Regions from separate parts of the Homo sapiens genome. Here all the other regions are linked to region 3. A link is an interaction called in ENCODE POLR2A ChIA-PET data of the cell type or tissue named here. Cell type or tissue: GM12878. All regions are shown on one strand. Links, peaks and the distances in the headings refer to the core of each region. The heading gives the core; the rest is flanking DNA.

Evidence for each region. ChIA-PET counts read pairs that join two places held together with the same protein. Peaks named below come from ENCODE experiments on the same cell type or tissue, not always from the same donor. Only the 100,000 strongest peaks of a DNase experiment are listed, where the experiment ranks them.
Region 1: POLR2A ChIA-PET joins it to region 3 with 7 read pairs; 2 of 35 experiments call an interaction of 5 or more read pairs at or near these places.
Region 2: POLR2A ChIA-PET joins it to region 3 with 9 read pairs; 2 of 35 experiments call an interaction of 5 or more read pairs at or near these places.
Region 4: POLR2A ChIA-PET joins it to region 3 with 6 read pairs; 3 of 35 experiments call an interaction of 5 or more read pairs at or near these places.

What each region holds. Positions count from the first base shown.
Region 1 is chr10:75,104,734-75,108,741 of GRCh38, reverse strand. DUSP13A (dual specificity phosphatase 13A) reads left to right here. Exons shown (of 3, transcript NM_001007271.3): 2 at 533-750; 3 at 2,874-3,073. The coding sequence ends at 3,073. It also overlaps a transcript of DUSP13B not described here and a transcript of SAMD8 not described here. Among named protein-coding and RNA genes, the nearest start is that of DUSP13A, 2.4 kb to the left of the region's middle. RefSeq lists enhancers at 2,151-2,200, 1,922-2,765, 3,611-4,008. In GM12878, for the core only: no CTCF peak of the experiment used is centred there; no DNase peak of the experiment used is centred there.
Region 2 is chr10:74,970,658-74,974,665 of GRCh38, reverse strand. KAT6B (lysine acetyltransferase 6B) reads right to left here. Exons shown (of 18, transcript NM_012330.4): 7 at 2,027-2,159. Among named protein-coding and RNA genes, the nearest start is that of SNORD172, 49 kb to the left of the region's middle. In GM12878, for the core only: no CTCF peak of the experiment used is centred there; no DNase peak of the experiment used is centred there.
Region 3 is chr10:74,676,166-74,680,173 of GRCh38, reverse strand. The region is part of intron 10 of ADK (adenosine kinase); the gene reads right to left. Among named protein-coding and RNA genes, the nearest start is that of KAT6B, 150 kb to the left of the region's middle. In GM12878, for the core only: no CTCF peak of the experiment used is centred there; a DNase peak (open chromatin) is centred at 1,983; H3K27ac peaks cover 1,537 bases.
Region 4 is chr10:74,438,904-74,442,911 of GRCh38, reverse strand. All of the region lies in intron 6 of ADK (adenosine kinase), which reads right to left. Among named protein-coding and RNA genes, the nearest start is that of ADK-AS1, 88 kb to the left of the region's middle. In GM12878, for the core only: no CTCF peak of the experiment used is centred there; no DNase peak of the experiment used is centred there.

The DNA of each region.
Region 1 (4,008 bases), core at 608-3,107, 430 kb before region 3:
TAGAGGCAGAGGCCCAGGAAATAGTATTTGGGGCATGAGATAAGGTAGACAGAGAGCCCCCTGTTTCTGGGCCCAGCCTCCCTCCTCTGGATACAGACGGTGGAGAAGCCTGACTGAAGGTGAATCAGAGAAGGTGTTGCCTCTAAACATTTGTAGGTTAGAAGCAGGTATGAGGTGGTAGCCAGTAGAGGACGGATATGCGTGGGAGGACATGGGGCAAGAAGGGAGGGGCAGCCAGGTTCCAGGGCTGAAGCAATCCCTTCCTTCCTGTCCTGGCCAAGGCAGGGACAGATGCATTGAGGAAGCAAAGAGGGTCTAAAGATCCCCCGACACACACACCGCCGGCTCAGCCACCAGAAAGTGCGGGGCTCTGGGTATAGGGCTGTGGAGTCAGACCCCACTTGGAGCTTGCTGGGGTTGGACTCTCTTTGGACCCTAATGGCTCGGTCCCTCTGCAGCAGGGGGCCAGGCACAGCCTCCCTCCTGGTCCCATGGCTTGGCCGGCATCAAGTGCCCTTCCTGCCCTCCCCAGGGCCACGGCAAACAACCGCTTTGAGCTGTGGAAGCTGGGCATCACCCACGTGCTGAACGCCGCCCACAAGGGCCTCTACTGTCAGGGCGGCCCTGACTTCTACGGCAGCAGTGTGAGCTACCTGGGGGTGCCAGCCCACGACCTCCCTGATTTTGACATCAGTGCCTACTTCTCCTCTGCGGCTGACTTCATCCACCGTGCCCTCAACACGCCTGGGGGTAGGACTTGGGGTCCAAGCCCATATCCCATCTTGCTCATTCATGGGGAGGATGCCTCATTTCCTCTCAGTCATCAGTGCCCTCCCATCCCTGCTTTTTAAAAATCCTCTGCTTAGGCCGTGTGTGGTGGCTCATGCTTGTAATCCTAGCACTTTGGGAGGCCGAGGTGGGTGGATCGCCTGAGGTCAGGAGTTCAAGACCAGCCTGGCCAACACGGTGAAACCTCGTCTCTACTAAAAATACAAATATTAGCCGGGCATGGTGGCACCCACCTATAATCTCAGCTACTCTGGAGGCTGAGGCAGGAGAATTGCTTGAACATGGGGGGCGGAGGTTGCAGTGAGCCGAGATCATGCCACTTCACTCTAGCCTGGGCAAAAGGGCGAAACTCCATCCCCCCCCGCCAAAAAAAAGTCCTCTGCTTAGTGCTCCAGCATTTTGTCGAACCCGATTCCTTCCCAGATGGGGAAACTGAGGCCTGGAATACAAGGTCATGCCATGAGTTAGGAGCAACCCTGAGGCTGAAAGCCATTTCTCCCAAACAGCAGAACAGCTCTTTCTCTGCAACACTCAACTTTGGGAAAGCACCATTTGGTACCTAGATGTCTGCCCCAAAGTACTTTTTTTCTCCTTTTTTTTTTTTTTCTGAGACAGAGTCTCAGTGCTACCCAAGCTGGAGTGCAGTGGCGCGATCTCTGCTCCTCCGCCTCCTGGGTTCAACCTCTGCCTCTGGGCTTCAAGCAATTTTCGTGTCTCAGCCTCCCAAGTAGCTGGGACTACAGGCATCCGCCACCATACCCGGCTAATTTTTGTATTTTAGCAGAGACAGGGTTTCACCATGTTGGCGAGGCTGGTCTCGAACTCCTAACCTCAAGTGATCTGTCTGCCTCGGCCTCCCAAAGTGCTGGGATTATAGGCATGAGCCACCGCACCCGGCCCCCAAAGTACTTTTAACTAGAAAAGAAATATATCTTCAAATACTCAGGATACAGCATAGGAGCCCAGGGAGGCTGGTGTCCTGGCTTTGTGTCCATCCTAGAAGACAGCTGTGTCCCTCACTGTGTGACCCTGGGCAAGCCAGTGTCCCTTTCTGGACTTCAGTTTCCTCATCTATGTGACAGGAATGACAAGATTACAGCTCACATGACTTTTTAGTATCCAACACACTTTGACATTCTTTTGCTATTTATCCATTCATTCACCAGCTATTTACTGAGTATCCACTACGTGCCTGGCACTGAGCTAAATACTGGGAATCCAGACTTTAAGAAGCAGGATCCCTGCCCTCTTGGAACTGGTGGAAAGACAGCCAAATTGCGAATAGTATAGTGAGAGCTACTCATAAGAGTGGGCCAGTGTGGAGGGCTCTGGGAGCACACGGCGGGGGTGCTAAGCCCAGAGGATCGGGAAGGTGGGGGGACTTCCCTCTACAAAGGTATCCATGGGTAATATGCAAAAAAGATGAGCTGCTTTGTGATTCAAGCAATACTTTGAGCGGTCAAGAAAGCCTGTGGAGGAAGCCGTGTCTCAGCCAAAACCTGGTGGATGAGTAGTGGAAGTTAGTCAGACCGAGACCAGGGGAAACAATTTGCAGGTATTTGGAATAGCATGTGGTAAGGCTGGAGGTCAGAAACCATGGCAGCCTCAAGGAACTGCAAGTTCCTCCATGTTTCTCGAGCTGAAGGTGGGGGAGGGACAATCTGAGATGAGGCGACAGGGGCCAGCTCTTGAAGTGTTAAAAAGGTTTGGAGGCCAGGAGCGGTGTCTCACGCCTGTAATCCCAACACTTTGGGAGGCCAAGGTGGGAGAATCACTTAAGTTCAGGAGTTCAAGACCAGCCTGGGCAACATAGTGAGACTTTGTCTCTACTAAAAAAAAAAAAAAAAAAAAGAAAAGAAAGAAAAGAAAAAAGAAATTCGGACCCTATCCCAAGGGTAGGCAGAACAGGTGTTGATCTACCCATTTTACCGATCAGGAAACTGAGGTCCATAAAGGCTGAGTGACTTGCTCAGGATCACAGAGTGCACCCAAGGCAGGGTCAGGAAAGGAACTTGGGTCCCCATCCCAGCCCGTGGGTGGGCCGGTGTGTGGGACAGGGTTTTTCACCAGGATGTCTTCCTCAGCCAAGGTCCTGGTGCACTGTGTGGTGGGCGTGAGCCGCTCTGCCACGCTGGTCCTGGCCTACCTCATGCTGCACCAGCGGCTGTCCCTGCGCCAGGCGGTGATCACCGTGAGGCAGCACCGATGGGTCTTCCCCAACCGAGGCTTCCTGCACCAGCTCTGCAGGCTGGACCAGCAACTGCGGGGTGCCGGCCAGAGCTGAGGGGCCAGGTGAGGCCTCAGGGGGCAAAGCTGGATGTGGTTGGCCGGAAGAGGCCAGGTGAGGGCCTAGGCTGCAGACATAGGATTGGATTCTTCCAGGATTGGTTGGCAGGGCTGTGTGTGGCTGGAAGTGAGGATTAAAGGGGGCCTGGCCCTCTCTCCAAACTGCTGGGTTCCCTTAACCTACCCAGGGTCTCACCCAAGGGCCTGGCCTAGGCAATTCTCCTGTAGGACCCCCAACCCATATCCCCCACCCCACCTGGATCCTTCAGACCCCAAAGAGAAGAGAAGGACTAGGATGCGAGGGTGTGGAAAGCATAAAATGGAAGAGGGGAGACTTTCCTACCTGGTCTTGGGGCCAACCTGCCCTGCCTCAGCTGAAAGCCTGTGGGGGCTCCCCTAAATCTCACTGAGGCATCTGCACAGCCAGCCTGGACCCTCCTGAACCTCCACATCCCCTTCCCCCTAGGTCTGGACCCCAGGTACAGTGCCACAGAGAAAACTTTCCAGGCTTAGCTAATTCTCATCAGTGAGCTAAGGCCAGGCCTCCACGGTGGCTCCCCACCCAGCAGGGCCTGCCTCCACCTCTGCTTCCTCTACAACTCCTTGCCTGTCTCGCCTCAAGCCTGTCTTTGGCTGTCCCTACCACCCCATGCCACAGACGGGCTGCCATTTGGGGGTGGGTGACTGGCCTGGGCATGCTTGGGAGCTGGAACAGCAGTAGCTTTTTCCTCCCAGAAACCTCCCAGGGCAGGGCCTGACTCTCTCCCTGCCTCCCACCCCTAAGAGCAGTTCCTGTCTCTGAAGGCATAGCCAGCCCAAGCAGAAGGGAGGCCCTTCAGCAGCATCGACCCCTTCCCCTGTGCTGGCTGGAGGATAAGCATCTTGAGGAGCAGGATTAGGGAAGGATCAGGGGCTAAGTTTAGAGTTTGGGGG
Region 2 (4,008 bases), core at 646-3,145, 290 kb before region 3:
TGGTCATTATCAGACACTTGGCGTCAGAATCTTTGTACCCTGGTTCTGCCCATACTGTTGAGTAGTTCTAGAAACTAGAGGTCACTCGCTAACACAGCTGCTTACATGAACAGCGGCCGACTGTCTTCACCTCAGGCTAGGGTTTGCGAAGCTACCCATTTTGTAGCAGAGTTTTATACAATAGAGAAACATTTGCAGATGAATTATGACAATGCTGGGGCCCAAGAATGTACTTTCAAAATGATCAATTTAGCTAAAGGTGAATAATGACAAAATGAAAGCCTTAAAAAGATACAATACTGAATTATAAAAATATCTTAAGTAATTACAAATACAAGAGTATATTTTAGTGATCATCTTGTATACAAAGATTTAATGACCAGATTTCAGCTGTTAGTTGAAGGGGAGGTAGGTGCAGCTACCAGGCTCATCTGAGGTGGCTCTACTGCCAGGGACTCTGCCTGGCACCACCAATTCAGCCAAGTCAGGTGAACGCTAGAGATCTCTAGTGTCACTAGAGACACAGTGAGAGTTACCAACAAGGAACTCATCCAGGCAAAAATGTTTCACATCAGAAAGCTGCATTTGGATTGTATCTGGAATCGATTGCCCAGAAAGGATAATATGCTTATAAAGCATGTAAAAAGGAAAACTCCCTAGACTGTCTTAAAAATTCCTAAGCTCAAAGGACAATTTTGGACAAACAAAAAGTTAGGATTGGTGCCAGATGCAATTTTCAGCTGTGTCCTCTGTTTAGAAAGTTTATATCCTAATTTGGTTTTTTTAATTGGGCCCTGAGGATATGGACCCATGTTGGGAACAATGCTTACACAGGATGAATGCAAAAACATATAATTTCTACTTCAAATGATACTACCATGAAAGATTTTATTCATAAATGTTTCATGTTTGCCTCTAGAAATTTTTTCAAAATCTATTGAAAATGTCTACTGGTTAAAGGGTTTTTGCAAAGTTTCATAGAAAACTCTAGAAAGGAGCCTGCATTTCTTACTTCTTCTTAGGAGATAAAGGTGCGGGAGAATACTATTTTTCTGAGAGCAAATAAGATAGTGAGAGCAGCTTCAGATAAAATTAGGGGAAAAGGAGTAAGCAAGGGAGTGAGATTCTTGGAGTCTGTTCAAGGTGTGTGCAGAGCATGTATTCTTTCTCCATCACAATGACCCTTTCACTAAGCCTGAAAAGATGGTGGTAGTCTGTTGGTAGAACTGCTATAGATGTGCAAGTCTACTGATCCCATTCGTAAACACCTTAATGCTGATAGTCAAATCTATACTCTACACAGGTTAAAATAAATTCATTTCACCTCTTATCTTTTCTCTGCTTTTCCAACTAACTCCTGCTAAATGCTCTACTGGGCTTTAATGGCAATTATACAGCAACAAGATAGTGAAAATGGGGTTATCATAGTAGATTTCCAGGCCACTGCGAATATATTATTTTATATATATGTCTGCACTAGTGCAGTTGTCAAATAGTTCTGTCTAACTCTTCAGAGGTAAGTGGTCATCTGCAGGTTTTTCAGAAGCTCCTATTTCATAAAAGAGATCTTAAAAAGTGGTAATGCTACATTACTATCAGAAGAGAGAGGTATTTTTCTAAAATGTTATCTGGAGTGACAAAAGAGATTTGCTATAGACATGGACAAATCCCTCTCGTTTTAAAATTCCTATGAAAATATTTACATAATTAAGCTCTAATGCTCAGCCAGTAATAAAGTAGGCTGAATGACTGTTTCCAATTCTTACATTCTGCTTCCATCCTGCTGCTTGAAAAATGTCACTTAGTATCACAGCTACTGCCAACAGAAGACCCCAAAATGCCAATGGTAATTAAAAATGTTATTTTCAAAAAATTTCCACAGCTTATGCAAAAGGAAAAGTATTTTTCAACCCTTGAGTTTGAAAAAATGATGCCAAAAAACCCCTAAAGGAATCTGAGAGAATAACAATCACCTATATTTTAAAGCAAAACATAAATGATTTCTTTTGATAAGATCTCAACCTACAACAATCGTTGCTTTAATTTATTTTTCGGTCGTCCAATGGGTTTTGCATATCGTCGTTTTATTTGTGCAGCTTTCTCATGAAGTAGTTTTCTTCCCTTTTTCTTTGGTCTGCAGACTTGGCAAATCCACATCCCTGAATTAATATATATATGAGAAAAATATTTTAATGTTTCATTTTAAGAGAAGATATTAAATATAAGTTGTAGCTGTAATAAGCTGCTCAAGGATGCCTGTATGCTGAACTTTACTCCAAAAAATGCGTCATTCCCTTTGTCATTTTCCTTAGGAAGCCATCACTAAGGTCAATTTCCCTGGAGTGAAGGTGGTGAGGGCAGAGGTGGCCCCTCTCTCAGAATCCTTCCATGAAGCTGTTCCCAACATGTCATTAAGCCTCTCACCAACACATAAACACACATGAAAACTCGCCCCTGTCAGATATTATATCTTTTGATTTGAGGGAGACATTTTCAAATCAGTCCATTTTTGGAATTTCTAGAAGAAAAAAAAATTGTCTTATCATCTCTTTCTGGAAAGTTCCAACACTAAAAAAAAATTATCAGTATAAAATATAATTTTAAAATTTAAATAAAAGTTTTGAGTACTGCAGAACTACAATGATTCAAACTATACATCTAGCATAGAGAAATAGGTCAATGGATAAGAATGGAAAGACCAGAACAACCAAAGCCTACAGAAAAGTTTAGCATATCAAAAGGTCATATTTTAAATCAGTGGAGAAAGGATGAAATGATTCAATAAGCATGATAGAACAAATAGCTATCTATCTGGAAGAGGAATTATTTCCTATCCTTTACAAGAATAAATTCTAGACAGATGAATATTGTAATATGAAAAAATAAAATGTTATAAGTACCAGGAAAGATATGTGGATATTTATATAATCTAAGCATGACTGACATTTAAAACTGAAGCCATAAATAAAAAGATTCATGAATATGACTACACACAAAAAAAGAGCTTCTGCAAATCAGGAAGAAAAAGGTAAAAATCCCAAGAGAAAAATGATTAATGGATAAAAAGAGGTACTTTAGAAAAGATGATATACAAACAGCCAAGAATAAAACACAAGAAATGTTCAATCTGACTACTTAAAAAGAAATAATCAGACATATTTCTATTATCAAACTGGTAAAATTTTAAAAATAATAATACTCTAATCAAATCTAAGATACTGTATGATGCATCTGACTTCAAAAATATTAAAACATTAAAAAAATGTGTCTTAGACTCAAGGAGATATAGTAACGGTGAGTACTGGTCACAATACAGGAAAATAGGTATCCTTCTATACTGCTGGACAGCCTGAAAACTGATACAGCCTTTCATGTATCTAGCCTTTGATCCAACAGTTCCTCCTCTAGGAATTTATTTCAAGGAAATAATTGTGGATGGAAAAAATTGGAAACATTTGTAATATCCACCCTAAGGGACTGGTTAAATAAATTAGAGTTCATTTATATAGAGGGTTGGAAAATCAAATACCTCCAGGAAGGACCTAGATTGTATAATGTATGTGACTGAAGCAAATTGGAACGTAAGACAGCAGGGAGTAGTGAGATTGTGGCAAACTGGAGCACACACGCACCACCCAGAGGACTCAGATTCAAACTTGTAAAAATATTGTACCAACAAAGCATATCTGTGACCCATAGTTGCCAGGTTTGTAATCCCTGCTCTATACTATGGAGTTCTACATACTTATTAAAAACTATGTTTAGGAGAATATTTAATGATGTAGGGGATGCTTATAATCTATTAAGAGGGAGGAAAAAGTACATTACAAAAACATGTACAGAATGTTCCATTTCCCTTCAAAGGGTATGTGAAGGCAGAGAAGGAAATTTCCAATTCATTTTTATTTTTATTCCTTTTTTGTCTATCTGTACTTTTTAAATCTTCCACAATGTAAATTATGGATTTTATAATAAAAAGGCAAAGTTATTTTTAAATGTTTAATATAT
Region 3 (4,008 bases), core at 1,040-3,539:
TCAGCTAATTTTTTTGTATTTTTAGTAGAGACGGGGTTTCACCTTGTTAGCCAGGATGGTCTCGATCTCCTGACCTCGTGATCTGCCCGTCTTGGCCTCCCAAAGTGCTGGGATTACAGGCGTGAGCCACCGTGCCCGGCCTGTACTCATCTGTTTACAGTAAGTATAGAACTTACAGTTCTATACTTGTCTTCTTTACTTTTTATTTTGTTTTTTGGGATGGAGTCTTGCTGTGTCGCCCAGGCTAGAGTGTGGTGGTGCCATCCCAGCTCACTGCAACCTCCGCCTCCTGGGTTCAAGCGATTCTCCAGCCTCAGCCTGAGTAGCTGGGATTATAGGCACCCACCACCACACCTTGCTAATTTTTGTATTTTAGTAGAGATAGGGTTTCATCATGTTGGTCAGGCTGGTCTCGAACTCCTGACCTCAAGTGATCCACCTGTCTCAGCCTCCCAAAGTGCTGGGATTACAGGTGTGAGCCCCTGCGCCTGGCCTATACTCATCTTCTTTATATGAAGAAGTGGGCCAGATATTAGAAAAGCCCAACATGAATGGCATTCACGTCATCAGTAATTTTTTACTGGCATTAAAAAAAAAAGGCCAAATAATTTTGTAGAATTTATGAAAAAATATGGTTGATCAGTGAATCCCAGACTTTGGGATTTCACAGAACATTGAAACTTGCCCAAAAGATTTTAGGGATAAACACAGAGCTGGCAAACTTTAATTCTGCTAGATAAGAACATTTTTAAAAAATCCACTATTACCAACATTATTCATAAAGAAAGAAAACTGAACTCCCTCAAAGTAGGAAGGGCAAGATTTAAAACTGAATACATTTAGTTTTATGGAAATTTACTTTCTTGCCCCTGCCTTTTTACATTTTGATACTGACTGATGAAAACTCTTATGTCATAGACTGGTACCAGTCGACAGACCAGTGTTTATAAAACCACTTTGGCTATTTCTCCTCCTTTAGAGAGGAAGCTAAGATGTTGTAGTAATAAAAGGGAGTATAGCAAAATGGCTAGGGCTAAGAACTTTGAGGCCAAATTTTGAGTTTGAATCTTAGCTTTCAATATGACCTTGGGCAAATTACTTAATCTCTCAACACTCTAAGGCCAGAGGAACTGTCCAGGTAAGCACAGGCCCAGCTGTCAACCCACAGATTTGTGGAGCTAAATAAATGAGTTGTTATTTTAGGTAACTAGGTTTTGAAAGTGGTTAGTTATGCAGTAAAAGCTAACTGATACATGTTGGATGTATCAGACAGGTAAAATTGACCAGATTCATTTAATAGCAGCTGAGAGAATTTTAGGATTCAAATTACTTCCAATTGGCTCACCAATATTCTAGGTCAGGGAACTAACACACATATATTTTGTTATGTCACAATTCTGTTTAAGAAAATGAACTTCAGAAATTTTACTTACTACATTTCCTGTGGACCTCTGCAACTAAATAAAAATTTCCATATCAACATCATTTTCTTAGAATAAATATTTCTCAATAATCATCAAATATAAGAAACCTAAGTTTCACATCTGAGCTTTGGAGTCTGATAGCCTACATGGTTCAGACTGTCTGTGTCTTATCCACATTCCCAGAAGATAAACTCCTTTCAATTCCATTATCTATTTACAATTGCTTCTAGATGAAGGCCATTCAGGATATTAGGTCTTTGAGGGAACATTTGCGTTGATGAGAAATTACAGGCTTCACTCTAAAATCATCCTGTATTTCACATGAACAAAGTGATTTCTCTCTCTCTTTTTTTAAATCATGGCTGGAGAGGATAATCTTTACATTTTTTTAACTAACGAAGGCTCAAATAATCATAGACAGTGTTTATGAAATTTGGTGCTGGTCTAGCTTCAGCTTGACTAAGACTCTGGATGTATAACACTAGTGTGGCATGTAATAAAGCATCCTATCACTGTGCAAGGGTATAGCTCTCTCTTGCTTTCTGTTGCATGAACCTGAACTACTATCTGTGGTGAATGTTTCATATCCTTTTTTTTTTTTTTTTTGTAGAGACAGGGTCTCCCCCTGTTGCCCAGACTGTAGTGCAGTGGCGTGACCTCAGCTCACTGCAGCCTCAACCTTTTGGGCTCAAGCTATCCTCCCACCTCAGCTTCTTGAGTAGTTGGGACTACAGGCACATGCCACCCTGCCTGGCTATTTTTTTTTTTTTTTTTTTTTTTTTTTGTAGAGACTGGGGTCTCACTGTGCTGTGCAGGCTGGTCTTGAAATCCCGGCCTCATGTGATCCTCCTGCCTCTGCCTCCCAAAGTGTTGGGATTACAGGTGTGAGCCACCATGCCTGGTCTGTTTCATATTCCTAATGACCAAGCCAATTTCACTGTTCATTTGATGGTTTTAAGAAAAATTTCTGTTCAAGAAATAAAACAGAGAAGATGTCCCATTAGAGCAGAAAGACAAGAAAAAGAGTTGTTGACATTGGGTTGTTTAGCAGTGGGCAGCTGTCATCTTGGTCACCATCAAGTAAATCCTCAGCAGATGTGGGTCATATGAAGGTTTTGGTTTTTGAGTGAAGAAGTCTGAGAAACAATATATTCAACACTTACCAAGTTGTCTTCTAGTCTTCTGAGATGGAGAGCAAAGGAAGGGGGTAGTGTAGAAAAAACAAATCCCAAGAATTCTGCACCACTTCTATGCATAGCACAATGAAGCAGCAATTAAGAAGAATGGGGAAGGAAGCTATAAATGTTTGGGACCAAAGAAACAAGGTGAGGATAGAAAATATGAAGATAATTAGAGAGTCTTCATGGTTCTCAGAAGTATAGATAGGTGCCACATGAAGAGGAAGTGGCATCCTTGTTCTGAAAAAACTCTTTAAAAATTTTTTGTAAACCAATGTTCTTTTCTAAACATGAATTAGAGAATGAAATTGTTTTTTGTTTGTTTTTGAGACAGGGTCTTGCTCTGTCACCCAGCCTGGAGTGCAGGGGTGCAATCACAGCTCACTGCAGCTTCGACCTCCCAGGCTCCAGCAATCCTCCCACCTCAGCCTCCGGAGTAGCTGGAACCACAGGCTTATGCCACCATGCCCAGCTAATTTTTTTATTTTTGGTAGAAATGGGGTTTTGCCACGTTGTCCAGGCTGGTCTTGAACTGCCGAGCTCAAGCTGTCCACCTGCCTTGGCCTCCCAAAGTGCTGGGATTACAGGTGTGAGCCACTGCTCCCAGCCTAGAGAATGTAATTAGTGTTCCTTTTTATTAGATGGGAAATAGGAGAATTATTTGCATTGTGATTGCTGAGTGGTTTTCAGAGTCATTTGCATATTATAGGTAATATTTTTAAGGGTAATACATTTTCTCTGCTGAAGCTGTTGTGAGGATTTTTAAAATAAAGAGTATTCTGGCTGGGGGTGGTGGCTCATGTCTGTAATCCCAAATGAATTGTCATTTTAATCAATTGTAATCCAGCACTTTGGGAGTCCTAGGCAGGAGGACTGCTTGAGGCCAAGAGTTTAAGACCAGACTGGGTAACAGAGTGAGACTCTGTCTCTACAAAAACATTTTTTAAAAACCCTGTAGTCCCAGCTACTCGGGAGACTGAGGTGGGAGGATGGCTTGAGCCCAGGAGTTTGAGGCTGCAGTGAGCTATGATTGTGCTGTTGCACTCCAGCCTAGGTGACAGAGTGAGACCCCATCTCCCCCTCCAAAAAAAGTATTATGAGTCAGCACAGTTACTTTATTATCATTCCAAATAAAATATTCTGGCCAGGTGCAGTGGCTCATACCTGTAAATCCAGCACTTTGGGAGGCTGAGGCAGGTGGATCACCTGAGGTCAGGAGTTCGAGACCAGCCTGGCCAACATGGCAAAACTCCATCTCTACTAAAAATACAAAAATTAGCCAGGCGTGATGGCGGATGCCTGTAATTCTAGCTATTTGGGAGGCTGAGGCAGGAGAATCACTTGAACCTGAAAGGCAGAGGTTGTAGTGAGCCGAGATTCTGTCACTGCACTCCAGCCTGGGCGAC
Region 4 (4,008 bases), core at 952-3,451, 240 kb after region 3:
TGTCTGGCCTATTTCACTTAGCATAATGTCCTGCAGGTTCACCTATGTTGTTGCAAATGGCAGGATTTCCTTCTTTTTTAAGGTTGAACAGTACTCCACTGTTTATATATACATATACTTTCTTTATCCATTCATCTGTTGACAGACTCCTAGGGTATTTCCCTATTTTGACTATTGTGAATAATGCAGCTGAACACGGGAGTACAAATATCTCTTCAACATACTGATTTCATTTCCGTTTATTTAATTATTTATTTATTTCTTTAGAGATAGAGTCTCACTCTGTCGCCCAGGCTGGAGTGCAGTGGCATGTTCTCAGCTCGCTGCAACCTCCACCTCCTGGGTTTGAGCGATTCTCCTGCCGCAGCTTCCCAAGTAGCTGGGATTACAGGCATGTGCTACCACGCCCAGCTAATTTTTATATTTTTAGTACAGATGGGGTTTCATCATGTTGGCCAGGCCAGTCTCCAACTCCTGTCCTCAAGTGATCCGCCCACTTCGGCCTTCCACAGTGCTGGGATTACGGGCATGAGCCACCATGCCCGGCCGATCTCCTTTAGATTTATATCCAAAAATGAGATTGTTGGATTATATAGTAGTTCTGTTTTTAAAGGAACTTTCGTATTGTTTTTCATAATCTCTGTGCCAATTTACATTCCCGCTAACAAGGGATCCCTTTTTTCCACATGATTTTGACTTTTTGATAACAGTCACAAATTTAAGGTAGTATCTCATTGTGAGGGAGAGGAAAGTGGGGGTGGGGGAGTAATTTTTTTTTTCTTTTTTTAAAGAGATAGGGTCTTCCTATGTTGCCTAGGCTGGCCTTGAACCCCTGGGCTCAACTGATCCTCCTATCTCAGTCTCCTAAGTAGCTGGCACTATAGGTACGCACCACCACCACTGAACCCAGCTTCACTGTGGTCTTTTGATTTGTATTTCTTTGATGATTAGGGACACTGCACATGTTTTCATATACCTGGGTCATTTGTATGTCTTCTATGGAAAATGTCTATTCAGGTCCTGGGCTCATTTTTTAATCGGGTTTTCTGCTATTGAGTTGTATGAGTTCCTTACATATTTTGGATAATTAACCTTTTATCATATATGGGGTTTACAAATATTTTCTCCCATTCTGTGAGTTGCCTTTTCTTTTGTTGTCTCCTTTGCTGTGCAGAAACTTTTTGGTTTGATATAGATACAATTTTGTTTAATTTTGCTTTTGCTGCCTGTGCTTTTAGTGTCATACATAAAAAGTCATTGCAAGACCAGTGTCACGGAGCTTTTCTAATATGTTTTCTTCTGAGTTTTAAGGTCTCAGGTTTTATGTTTAAATCTTTAATCTGTTTTGAGTTCATTTTTGTGTCTCATGTAAAATAACAATCTAATTTTATTTATCCATTCAGCAGTTGATGAACATTTCAGTCATTTCTACCTTTTGACTATTATAATTAATGCTGCCATAAACATTCATATACACATTTTTGTGTAAACACAGGTTTTCATTTTTCTTTGGTATATATCTAAAAGTGGAATTGCTGGGTCATATGGTAACTCTGTGTTTAGCCTTTTGAGGAACTGCCAATATTTCCACCAGTGGTGCATGAGGGTTCCAAGTTCTCCACATCCTTGTCAACACTTGGTATTATGTCTTCTTGATTATAGACATCCTAGTGGGTGTTAAGATAAAGCTCACATGGTTATGCCACTGTCTGATGGCTAAGATTAGCATCTTTTCAAGTGCTTATTAAAACTCCTTGCTTTGTGTATATGTGTTTTCATAAAGTGGAGGTAAGGTCCTGAGTTCATAAAAACTAAGGTGGTGTTCATAAAATACTAAGGTGGTGAAATTACAGTTAGCTTGTTACTTTTTGGAACTTAGCTGAGGAGACCTTCACATATACTAAGGACTCATCACTCTTGTTTATATTACAATAGATCTTATTCTTCCTAGAAGATGGGTAGTTCACTAAAGACAGCACCCATGTTTTCTTCATCTTTGTATTGGTCACATTGCTTCACAGGATACGTATAGTAGGCAGCCTCAATGAATGCTGGTTAAATAAGTAAGTTTAACATCTGATGTCATATTACCTTTATAATGCCTCCCTAAGATATACAATGGAAGAATACTATTCAACCCTCTTTGGAAAAATGATAAGCATATACAATTATGCGCTGAATTGGTAGGGCCATTTGAAAACTCCAAATTTTCCAATCCCAAGTTTAGTTCTCAGTGTGCCTTTGACTAGGCCAGAGATTTTTCATGTTTAGATGATCTAAGTTTTAAAACATTAACATCTATAATAAAACAATATCTTTATTTTTATTTATGAACATAATGGTAGATCATTTATTTTAAACAAATAATAAGATATCTCATTAGGGTATGATAAAGCCTAACTTAATTTATTAATTGTAAAATAAGCATTCAGTGGAATCTTTTGTTCTTTTCAAGTATAAAAGGCACAACTGGGAATAACCTTATTTCTATAATCCTACAGTATGGGCTATGAATATAGGCTCTGGTATTAGAGGACCTGAGTTCCAGCCCAAATCTGTCACTTATCAGCCAGGTGAATTTTAGCCAATTATTTAACCTCTCTAACCTTGAGTTCCTGCATTTTTCAAATGGATAACAGAATTTAACTCAGAAGGCTACTGAGAGAACTAAATATGTAATGTATTACTATGTGGTAAGCTATTATTATTCAAGGAAATATTGTAAATATGTCCAATATGGAATCAATTTTCAAATAAAAAATTATTTAAACAATACTAAGCCACTAGGATTAGTCTAAATGCCTTAGCTTAGAGAGGAACCAGGAAATAGGGATAGGAAAAATATATTATAGCTTTTGAATTATATATTATTTGTATGTACTATATACTTAAAATAATCAACTAAGTTTAATTATTAACTATTAAGAGAAATACCTTATTATAAGAAAACTATTTCTACATTATAAGTTGTAAGGAGAAATTATATAACCTAATAACAGGGGCTTCTAAAATGAAGCATATATGCCTACTAGAAATTATGTTAGTCTATATGTTAAAATTAAACCAAGTTGGTTTATAAGGAAAATCTGTGATTATTTCAAATTGAGACAATAATTTAAACATTAAAATAACATAAAATGATTTAACATTAGATATTTAATTATATGTGATATCCCTAGAATGTTTGCTTGATTTATCGTATATTATAAAATGTATATTCAGGAAAATATTTGCTGATTTAACTAATCATTTTCAATATAAAGGTGAACTTTCTTTTGGAAGCCAAGACAGATTATAATCCATTAATATATCTTTCAACAAAAAGGATGAAATCTTCCACTGGGTAGGCTGATAAACTCTTTTGTGTCAAAACTAAGCCTCTTTATCATGATAACCCAGAATAATGGTCGGCTGCTCTAGGCACTTTATCTACTTTACAGATGAAAAATCAGTTCTACTTTCATGGAATTAGATTAATGCCATAACAGGAAATACTTCTGGGGCTGAACTTGCTTCATGTCTTCAAAGCTGCCTGTAAATTTAAAGTACTTCCTGAACTCAAAAGATAAGACAGGGAAGGAAAAAGAAAAACAGTACAGTGACCCTTTTACTGAAGGAAAATATTGCTTCCTGAAAAAGATGTTGAAAGCTACTTGCTAAGGGCATTATGCTCTAGAAAGCCTAGGGCAAGTCTCTTTCAGTGGAACATAAGGGTTCTGGTCATATATCAGACAGTTGCTATAAATCTGTTCTTTCTATAATCCTTTTTGATAAACTTTAAGTCTTCCCAGTGAAAGCTAAAGTAATAACTTTCTCACCTTTTAGTACACACAGAATTGCTTACTCTTTTACATATGACATTTTATGAAGGATTACAGTTTTACACATTTGGAAAAACGCTGACTACAAACTCTAGAATTAAATTTTGGTTCAGAATGTAGATAAAGGCAGCCAATTCAGTTGACACCTTATCAGGTAGTCTAACGTAAAAAATAGGCCACATTATCT